2 separate regions of the Homo sapiens genome follow, and region 1 is linked to region 2. Evidence: chromatin loops called from intact Hi-C (ENCODE). Cell type or tissue: PC-3. All regions are shown on one strand. Each heading gives the region's core, and the rest is flanking DNA. Links, peaks and the distances in the headings are about the cores only. Region 1 overlaps DELEC1 (deleted in esophageal cancer 1). Region 2 overlaps DELEC1 (deleted in esophageal cancer 1).

Evidence for each region. Hi-C counts contacts between places; a loop is a spot of excess contacts. Peaks named below come from ENCODE experiments on the same cell type or tissue, not always from the same donor. Only the 100,000 strongest peaks of a DNase experiment are listed, where the experiment ranks them.
Region 1: a loop joins it to region 2, with 2.0 times the contacts of the local background. A loop is called at or near these places in 1 of 110 quality-filtered maps.

The regions. Positions count from the first base shown.
Region 1 is chr9:115,223,591-115,228,973 of GRCh38, reverse strand. The region is part of intron 1 of DELEC1 (deleted in esophageal cancer 1); the gene reads right to left. Among named protein-coding and RNA genes, the nearest start is that of DELEC1, 84 kb to the right of the region's middle. In PC-3, for the core only: CTCF peaks have their summits at 2,460 and 2,659; no DNase peak of the experiment used is centred there.
Region 2 is chr9:115,347,755-115,353,137 of GRCh38, reverse strand. The region is part of intron 4 of DELEC1 (deleted in esophageal cancer 1); the gene reads right to left. Among named protein-coding and RNA genes, the nearest start is that of DELEC1, 210 kb to the right of the region's middle. In PC-3, for the core only: no CTCF peak of the experiment used is centred there; a DNase peak (open chromatin) is centred at 3,387; H3K27ac peaks cover 1,662 bases.

The DNA of each region.
Region 1 (5,383 bases), core at 242-5,241, 120 kb after region 2:
GGGGACAATTAATGTGTCAGGCACTGATCTAGGCACTGAGTATATCACTCTTAACAAAAACCAAGGTCTCTGCTCTAATGGAGACTGTATTCTAATAAGGAAAGGGTGACAGACTGAGGGTGTAATGAAGAAAAATGAAATCGAATCAGGGCTCACAAAGTGATGAAGGCTGGGGAGGTGAGGAGTCTTATGTTTTATGAGTTGGTCAAGGAAATAATCTCTGAGGATTAATATAGGAGCAAAGACTTTAATGAAGCAAGGGAATTAGCCATGTGAAGGTCTGTAAATGAATGTTCCAACAGAAAGAACGATAAAGTTCAGGGATGGGGGTGAGTTTGGCATATTTGAGTAACAGCAAGAAAGTCTGCATGTCTAGAGCAGAGAAGGCAAGGAGAGAGTGGCAGAAGGTAAGCTCAGAAAGAGGGACCAGGTCAGATGCTGTTTAGGGGCTTACAAGATGTGACCATGGCTTGGGATTCTATCCCACTTTTGAAGGAATTCTATTAAAGGGCTAAGAGAGCAGTATTATGACTTGATTTATCTTTTCAAAGGATTACTCTTAGGACACTGGTGAGAAGACCACAGGGAAGTAAGAAGAAGATATCAATTTGGGAGAAAATGTCTGTGGTTTAAGGATTATATAAAAATGGCTTGACTTGGGGTGATAGGAGAGTGAAAGAAGATAGCTCTGGATATGGTGCAAAGAGAGAGCTGATGGGTCTTATCCATGGAGTGGATATGCAAAGTGAAGAAAGTGAGCAACCAGATTATCAGTTGAACATGTCCTATTAAGGGGAAAACTGGAGAAGAAGTAAGTTTGGGGTGGTAGAAATCTGGAGGTCTGTTGTGTGTAGATCAACCTCTTATAGACATCCAAGTGGGATGAAAAGGAGATATAGATACAGGTGTGGTGCTCAGAGAAGACACCCATGCTAGAGAATAAATCTGGGGCTCAGCAACATATAGGTAATATTTCAAGTCAGGGGACTGGTTGGGAATACCTAAGAAACCAGAGAGAAGAGAAGAAAGCAAAGAGGAAAAGGAATGGAAAACAATGGGAGAGGAGGATCAAACCCTTGGAAACTCTATGACTCAGTGCTCAAGCAGAAGACAAAAGACCAGGAAAGGAGATTTAGAAGGAAATAGGAAATACTGGAATACCAGGTGTGATGGTTAATACTGAGTGTCAACTTCATTGGATTGAAGGATGCAAAGTATTGTTCCTGGGTATGTCTGTGAGGTGTTGCCAAAGGAGATTAACATTTGAGTCAGTGGACTGGGAGAGGCAGAACCACCCTCAATCTGGGTGGGCACCACCTAATTAACTGCTAGTGTGGCTAGAACAAAGCAGACAGGAGAAGATGGAAGAGCAGACTTGCTGGATCTTCCAGCCTTCATCTTTCTCTCATGCTAGATGCTTCCTGCCCTTGAACATCAGACTCCAAGTTCTTCAGCTTTTGGACTCTTGGACTTACACCACTGGTTTGCCAAGGGCTCTCAGGCCTTTGGCCACAGAATGAAGGCTGCACCTTTGGCTTCCCTACTTTTGAGGTCTTGGGACAGATCCACCACTGGCTTCCTTTCTCCTCAACTTGCAGACACCCTATCATGGGACTTTAACTTGTGATTATGTGAGTCAATTCTTCTAATAAATTCCCTTTCATATATACATATATTCTGTTAGTTGTGTCCCTCTAGAGAATCCTGACTAATATGCCAGGAGAGAATGAGGAAGGAGTGCTGTCCCTATAACAAAATTAAGAAAGTGTTTCAAAAAGAAATCTATGATTAATAGGACCAAGTGGTCCTTAGAGGTTGAATAAGTGAAAATAAAAAAAATTGATCATTGAATTTGTCACTGTAGAGGCCACCCATGAGGGTGAGAGGTGGGATAAGGGTATGGGAGTTTGAAAACAGAGGATAAAATGTGACAAAGTCATGCTAGAAAATTGGAGCAGGGATTACTTGGGGAAATGTAGAGGAAATGCCTGAAGATGATGAGGGTACATTTCAGATGTTTGTCTTATATTTAAAGTGAGATCTTCAGCAACATTGCGTTTTTATCCTACAATGTTCCTAAGCAAACAAAATTCCTGTGTAACAAAAGGAGATGGTCAGAGGTAGAAAGCTTGAAATCAAAATCTTGAAAACGCACAATTACCAGCAATGACAAAGTTCAAGGTTAAACTACGTGAGTAGATGTTTAAGAGGTCACTATAATGACAGAAGTAGTCTTGAAAAGAAAGGCAGTAATGTAGGAGCTGGACTGTTCAATCCATCTGGAGAAGCAACTTGGGAGATGGCTGATGACCAAAACAAAAGTGGGAAGAATAGCCTGATGGTATGCTTTTCAATGCAGTTATTAATTTTTGAGAAAGGAGAGAATTGTTGGGAAATAGTAAAGAAAATGCCTACCTTAGGGAACTAGAGATGTGGAAGGAAAACCTACCATTTGTGAGGGCTGCAGTATGCCTTAGAGCCTCTGGTCTACCATTTTTCCCTTTGGAAAAGAAAGATAAAGAGAAGCATCAAAGGAAGAATTTGAGGATATAGATGAGAGATGATGAATTTGAGAGGACAGAGTGAAAAAATTGGGGAGATGAGGAACGAATGAAAATAGTTCAATTTAGGAGCTACACAGAGCCACCTAGCGATGAATCTAGGTGATAATGAATGGCTGATGTTCTCTATTTATTGTAGCAATTGATTAAAATGGGAATGTAAGATTGGAGGGATTGATTTCCTGGTCTTTTATGTAAAGGTGGGTAATTCTAATTTAGCCACCCTTTTGGGACTGGTCCCTTAGGTTACTTGCTGTGGCGATGTTAAGGAAGTCTCTAAGGCAGTAAATAGCGACCTTGTTTTTACAATGAGAACATGAAATTCTGCTGCCCTCTAAATCCCACTGTGGCAGTACCTGATCCCAAGTCCTGCCAAGTGCATATGAGCTCAAGAAGCCTTCTTAACAGACTGCACAGGATGGTGTCACCGCGGGAAGAAAGTACTGGTCTTAATAAGAGCCCTGACAGCCAGGGTTGTTAAACCCATTTTACAGATAAATAAACTGAGACCCTCAAATGTTTAATAAGGTCAGACAGTTAGGATGTGTTGAAACTGGTCTCTCTGATTCAAACTCCAGGGCTTATTGAACTTGATCAGCTATTCACTTCAATTCCACAAATGGCTGAGATTGCAACCGCCAGCCCCAAACCTCACAGGCTCCCCATTCTACTCACCCAGAAGCACCATTTTCACTCTTCTCCTCCCTAAGAACACTGGGCAGTCTCCTGTTGCCATGGCAAACTGTGGGCCATGTAGCCACCCTGACAAAGGGCTACTGTGCCCTCTGACTAAATCCCACTCACAATGTCTGATTACCACATGCAAACCCAGCTTGGACAGCCTCCCTGAAAATCAGTGGGCTGTTTTCATGAGTGAAGCTTTTTTCCCCTTCTAATTTAGCATTTTCTTCTATTACCAAAAAAGGGCAGATTTCCATATTCCAATTCTCACCAACACTCCCTCAGAGACTACACTTTACTGAGATCAGTTCGTTCTCTAAACAGTGGTTTTCCTGGCCACATGGTGCCAGCCTTCCTCATCCTCCCTATCCCCTTTCTGTGGCTTAGGGAAGATACAAAGGTGGCCTGACTTAGGTGATAGGAAAGTAACCGAAGGGAGTAAGAAACAGTCAGGTTATGGTTTGAAGGTAGAGCCAACAGGTCCTTTGACGGAGTCAATGTGGGAAGTGAGGCAGGTGAGTGGCCAGGTAAGATGGCAGGGTGGAGGAGGGGCAAGTTCAGGGGTGTAGACATTAAAGGAGTGTTTTATACAGGTTAAGTTTGTCTTACTTATTGAGCATTCAACTGGAAATGTACAATGGATACTCCAGATGTCTGGAGCTCAGCACATCTTATGAATATAAGGCAGTCATTCTCAACATCAGCATGATTAGCAATTTGGACTGGATAATGGTTGGCTGTGGGGAGCATCTCTGCACATTGTAAAATGTTTAACAACATCCCTGGCCTCCACCCACTAGATGCCAGCCACACCATTCCCTCCCCCGGGGTGTCAAAACCAAAAATTTCTTCGAACATTGCCAAATGCTCCTTGATGGCAGAATCACTCCCAGTAGAGAATCACAGATTTAGTGATAACTAGTATTATCCATTTTCTACAGATGCTCATGCACCTATTTCTGTGTATTAACTGGTAGGTAAATTTAGCAATAGAAAATGTTCTTTTTTTCCTTTTTCACATACTTAGTTATATGTACCAATTTGTAATTTGCTTACTTCACATAGGATGTCTAAACATGCTAGTATATAGGAAGCTGCCATTTAAAAATATATATATATGGTATAGTATTCTGTAGTTTGGATATATTCTGTTTATCTACAACTATATTATTGAAACTTTAGTTTATTTGTGAGGTGGTTGTTGTTTTGATACTGTAAATAAAATTGCAATGAATGTCTTAACACATATGTACTTATTTCTCAGAAAAAGAAAACTGAAATTGTTGGTCACAGAGTATATGAATTTATAAACTTCATAAATTGCCTCGTGTAGATAGTTTATAAAAATAACTGCTATAATTTCCTCCCTGTATCCAGTCTCTTTTGTTATTTGACTTTGTGGCTCCTCTATCTTTTGAGTTTGGGCTGACTTTGTGACTTACTTAGATAAATTGAATGCAACATAGCACAGTCAGGAGCAAGGGGCTGCTTTAGACATCATCATGCCCTTAAGGCATTGCAGTCTTGACCTTAGGGACAGTCAAGTATATAGGAGATGAAGCATCAGGGAATTGAATCAGGGGAGCAAGGAGGTTAAAATACTTCACAGGGGAAGCCAGATCTTGCAGGTTGGGTGGCAGAATGCCTGTCAAGGACCCATCCATAACAGGATGCTTCAGTTTCATCTTCCTCCAGATCAGAGCTGATTAATCCCAAAACCTCTGGGTCTCCTCCCCATGGATAGACCATGGGGAAGGTTGACAGATACAAACACCTGCTAATGCAGTGAGGTGAACAAGGGCGATGTAATTTATTAATTTCCCATCAAAGAGTTAAGCCCTGTGCTGATCTATCAGCCCAGGAAGTAGGGGTCCGTGGAAAGTATATGATTTTTTTTTTCAGAACATAAATTATGTCTCACATAAATGGCTTAAGAGGGAATTAAAGGGACACATTTCTTTGGGATAAAGAATGTTGAAGGCAGCTGGTTTTGGCTTTGCGTCAAATCAGAGGGTGGGGGGCAATGTCTTGAGAAGCTTTGGGAAACAAATTTGGAAGCTTCATCCTTCTCCCTCCCTCCTGTTGTGCCAGGATGTCTCCTTTGACATCTGAAATACCCTGTTGCGCTATTCAACTTTTTT
Region 2 (5,383 bases), core at 379-5,378:
TGGAGGTCTGTAAGAGAGGAGTTGACCTAGTGAGGGTGGTAAGAAATCCCCTCCAAGCTGGAAACCATCATTCTCAGCAAACTATCACAAGAACAGAAAACCAAACACTGCATGTTCTCACTCATAAGTGGGAGTTGAACAATGAGAATACATGGACACAGGGAGGGGAACAACACACACCGGGGCCTGTTGGGGGGTGGGGAGCTAGGGGAGGGATAGCATTAGGAGAAATACTTAATGCAGGTGATGGGTTGATGGGTGCAGCAAACCACCATGGCACATGTACACCTATGTAACAAAACTGCACGTTCTGCACATGTACCCCAGAACATAAAGTAAAATTAAAAAAAAGAAAAAAAGAAAATGCCTCCTGAAAAAGTGACATTTGAATCAAATGTGAAGTGTAAGTAAAAGTCATCAGGTAGGCCTGGGGTGGGGAAAGGGAATAAGTGACCAAAGCATCCAGGTCTCCAGGGTATTATTCTTTCTCCTCATATACCCTGAAACTCTCTGAGTCTTGATTTTCTCATTAGCCTCACTGCGGGGAACAATCCTCACCTCAGTGTGTGGTTTGTGAGGATGCCATGAGAAAATGTGTTTCATGTGCCCTGCATAGTCCTTGGCATAGAGTTCCTGCTTGATCAATGCTAATGCCCCTACTCATTCTTCTGATGCACCTAATCTTTCTCTTGATGTTTCTAATTATTTTCCTGGTGCCTCTAATCATACTCCAAATAATAGCAACAGATAGAACATGTGGCTGCTCAATAGGCCACGACAGGGAATTGGCTTTCACTGAGAAACAGCAAACTCGTATACTTCCTCCAAGTTGCAAGGATAATTGACCTCTCTCTGAATTATATCTGGATCTATTGTACTTATTTGTTTGTTCTATTGAACTGAGATTCAGGAGACTTAGATTTTAGACTTCAATTCTGCCATCACCTTACAGATAAGTCCAGAGGTTGAAACTGATGATTGGAAATTGTTTTTGTTTTACAAATTAAATTATCCCCTTTCTTCTTTCTTTCTTCTACTTCTTTCCCCTCTTCCTTTCTTCCATGTATCCTTCCTTGCTCCTGTCCTCCTTCCTTCCCTCCCTTCTTTTCTTCTCTCCTTCTTTCTCCCCCTTATTATTTTTTATTAAGTACTATATTCAGTAAAACCTGCTACGGGCCAGGCGCTGGACTAGGTACTAGGTATGGAAGATAAACTAAGGTAGATATTTTCTGGCCCTCCTATAGCTCACAGACTCATGAGGAAGACAGATGGAAAACACAGCTATTGAAATAACTGCAATGAAGATCAAGTTACTATGGAAACATGTAACCACAATCTGATCTAGTCTGGGAGGTCAAGAAAGTTACATCCCAACTATATCCTAATGATGAGAAGGATTTAATCAGGTTGGGGGTTGAAGAGTAAGCCCTTCCAGGATAAAGTAATAGCATTTGCAAAGACTTTGAGGAGAGAACAATGCCGTGTTAGAGATACTAAAACGTGGTCAGCCTGACTGGAGGGTAGATATTGAAGATAACGGCAGCCTAAGGGGAGGCTAGAGAGAAAGATAGCATGGCAACCTGCTCATGACAGGCCTAGTAGGCCACATGAGGCAATTTGAACTTTATCCGAAGAGCAATAGGAGTGGCATGATGCTGAGAGTCCTCCACCTCCTTCTCAAACCCATGCTTTTATTTCTCTAAAAACTCTAGCAATAATTTATGAAAACCATTTCCTTCTTTTCCCTCGCCTCACTCACTCATGCCTGGAGGGACCCACCCTAGATTTTGCCCCAACCTCCATTAACAGGGCAGAATTGTAAGGAGTCCCAGCTTGGAAAGTTGCCCTTGGAGCCTGGGGCTGCAGCTGGCATTGCCCACCACATCACTGACCCAAATGTGAATCAACCAGAAATTATTGGGTGAAGCTCATTCATTGGCTGTGCCCTCAGCTATGCGGTCACAGTGGAAGAACTGGCCCCCTGAAATAATCACGCCTGCCCATCGAGGAACATCTGAGTCAATGGCTCCATTCATTGGCCTGCCCACGCCTCCCAGGTCTTCTTCACTCCAGAGATATATGGCAGGATACCCATATATACAGCTGTCAGTGGAAAACCATTGCATGGGTGGGGGTGGGTGGAAAATATCTTTCTTTTTGCAAATTTATGGAAAGCAAATATTGCAGTTCTCCTCCTTCATGACGCTAAATATAGCAGGTAACAGATCCTCCTTTTAAAATGGACACTAATTTTTTTCATAAAGAAAGAATAGCAAAAACACAGGAGACAGGCAAATCTGTTACAATCATTGAGTATTGATTCAAAGGCCAATTCTTTCTATGTAGGCCCCAAACCACCCATGCAAAGGATGGCTGGCATGCAGTGGTAACTCAGAACTTACTATTAACAATGACGTGTTTGTGGTCAGCAAATTCCTCCCAAGGCTCTAAGTCCCACTCCAAAGTATATTCCTTTTCCTCTTCTTTCTGCACAGCAAACTCATTTCCTTGTATAATTTCAGTCCCTCTAGACATACTAGTGTTAATATTAATGAGATAAAAATATAATTTTTAAAAAGATCAGTAACTTCATTCCATTCTTGATCTCAGCATTATTGATATTTTGAGCCAAGTATGTCTTTGTTGTAGGGGCTGTCTTGTGCATTGTAGGATGTTTCACAGCATCCTTGGCCTTTACCCAGTAGACGCCAGTAGCACCCCTTTTTCCTCCCACCCAGAAGCTGTGACAACCAAAATGTCTCCAGACATTGCCAAATATCTTCTGGGGGTAAAATCACTCCAAGTGAAGAACTACTGGTTTATTCTCATACTTAAGAGGCAACAGAGCACAGTGGTTAAAGATGTAATAGACTGCGAAGTTGAAAAGAAACTAAGTTTCTTTGCGATTAATTTTCTTTGTGATTTAAAAGCTGTATGACCTGTAGCAAGTGATTTAACATCTCCAAGCCTCAGTTTCCTTGGTAACATGAGGAAAAGAATATACCTTACTGTTGTATTGAGAATTACATAATATAATGTGGATAAAACAATTTGCAGGGCCTGGAACCTAGTAATTACTTAATTAATGAAACTTGCCATTAACTGGAATCATTATTATTGATCATCTGTTTAGCTGCTTCATTCCTCTTTTTCAAGTTTAGTCTTCCTTCCGTGCTCCTTTTTCCTTCTCTATTCACTTACTATCTTAAAATATATCTATCTCTAAATTAATAACATACAGAAAATTGCTGTATTACTAACATTGCCCATGAAGTCTAGCCCTCTGTTCTAAATTTCTAGAAAACTGCTCTGCTTGAGTGTCATGGGATGCATCAAAAGCAGAATGTTGAAAAGCAAACAAGCCCAAATTTATCAGGGATGACTAAGAGAAAGATTATTAAAGGAAAGGCAGAAATATGAATTGTTTAAATGACTCAAGTGAGGTCACAGTTCTTAGACAAACAAAACAGATATAAAATCCCTTGAGGAATAAACTTGGGATTTAATATGATCATAGCAATCTTAGCAATACATAAACAAACAGTGGAGTGTCTAGAGTAAATAATCCAACCAGAGAAAGGTCTGATAAGAAATCATCAATCCAATTAATTGATAAACATTCATTATTTCTAGGAGCTGATTTCTGCTCAGTTTTACAAAGGACACTCTTGTGCTAGTGAGCGAATTAAGTTGCAATCAATTTTTTAAGGCTACTTCATCTCCAAGCATGGGCATTTTATCAGAGCCTTTATCATAAACTTAATAATGTCTCCTTAAAGATGATGATATGGTTTGGCTCTGTGTCCCCACCCAAATCTCATCTTGTAGCTCCCATAATTCCCACGTGTTGTGGGAGGGACCCAATGGAAGATGAGTAAATCATGAGGTTGGATCTTTCCCATGCTGTTCTCATGATAGTGAGTGGGTCTCAGGAGATCTGATGGTTTTAAAAATGGGAGTTTCCCTGCGCAAGTTATCTTTTGCTTGCTGCCATCCACATAAGATGGGACTTGCTCCTTCTTGCCTTCTGCCATGATTCAGAGACTTCCCCAGCCACATGAAACTGTAAGTCCAGTTAAACCTCTTTCTTATGTAAATTGCCCAGTCTTGGGTATGTCTTTATCAGCAGCACAAAAATGGACTAATACACTAAATTGGTACCAGTAGAGTGGAGCACTGCTGAAAAGAGACCTGAAATGCGGAAGCGACTTTGGAAATAGGTAACAGGCAGAGGTTGGAACAGTTTGGAAGGCTCAGAAGAAGACAGGGAAATATGGGAAAGGTTGGAACCTCCTAGAAACTTGTTCAATGGCTTTGACAAAAATGCTGATAGTGATGTGAACAATAAGGGCCACACTGAGGTGGTCTCAGATGGAAATAAGGAACTTGTTGGGAACCGGAGCAAAGGTGAATCTTGCTATGTTTTAGCAAAGAGACTGGTGGCATTTTGCCCCTACCCTAGAGATTTGTAGAACTTTGAACTTGAGAGAGATGATTTAGAGTATCTGGCAGAAGAAATCTCTAAGCAGAAAAGCATGCAAGAGGTCACTTGGGTGCTGTTAAAGGCATTCAGTTTTATAAGGGAAACAGAGCATAAAAGTTTGGAAATTTTGCAGCCAGACAATGCGATAGAAAAGAAAATCCCATTTTTCTAAGGAGAAATTCAAGCCAGCTGCAGAAATTTGCATAAGTAATGAGGAGCTGAATGTTAATCCCCAAGACCATGGGTAAAATGCATCCAGGGCATGTCAGAGGTCTTCATGGCAGCCCATCCCATCACAGACCCGGAAGCCTAGGAGAAAAACATGGTCTCATGGGCTGGACCCAGGGTCCCAGTGCTGTGTGCAACCTTGGGACTTGGTGCCCTGCATCCCAGCCACCCCAGCCACAGCTGAAAGGGGCCAATGTAGAGCTTGGGCTATGGCTTCAGAGTGTGTAAGCCTCAAGCCTTGGCAGCTTCCAAGTGGTGCTGAGCCTGTCAGTGCACAGAAGTGAAGAACTGAGGTTTGGGAACCTCCATCTAAATTTCAGGATGTATGGAAATGCCTGGATGTCCAGGCAGAAGTTTGCTGCAGAAGCAGGGAGCTCATGGAGAACCTCTGCTAGGGCAGTGCGGAAGGGAAGTGTGGGGTTGGAGCCCCCACACAGAGTCCCTACTGGGGCACCACCTAGTGGAGCCTTGAGGAGAAGGTCACCATCCTCCAGACCCCAGAATGGCAGATCCACTGACAGCTTGCACCGTTTGCCTGGAAAAGCCACAGACACTCAACACCAGCCCATGAAAGCAGCTGGGAGGGAGGCTGTACCCTGAAAAGCCACAGGGGCAGAGCTGCCCAAGACCATGGGAGCCTACCTGTTGCATCAGTGTGACCTGGATGTGAGA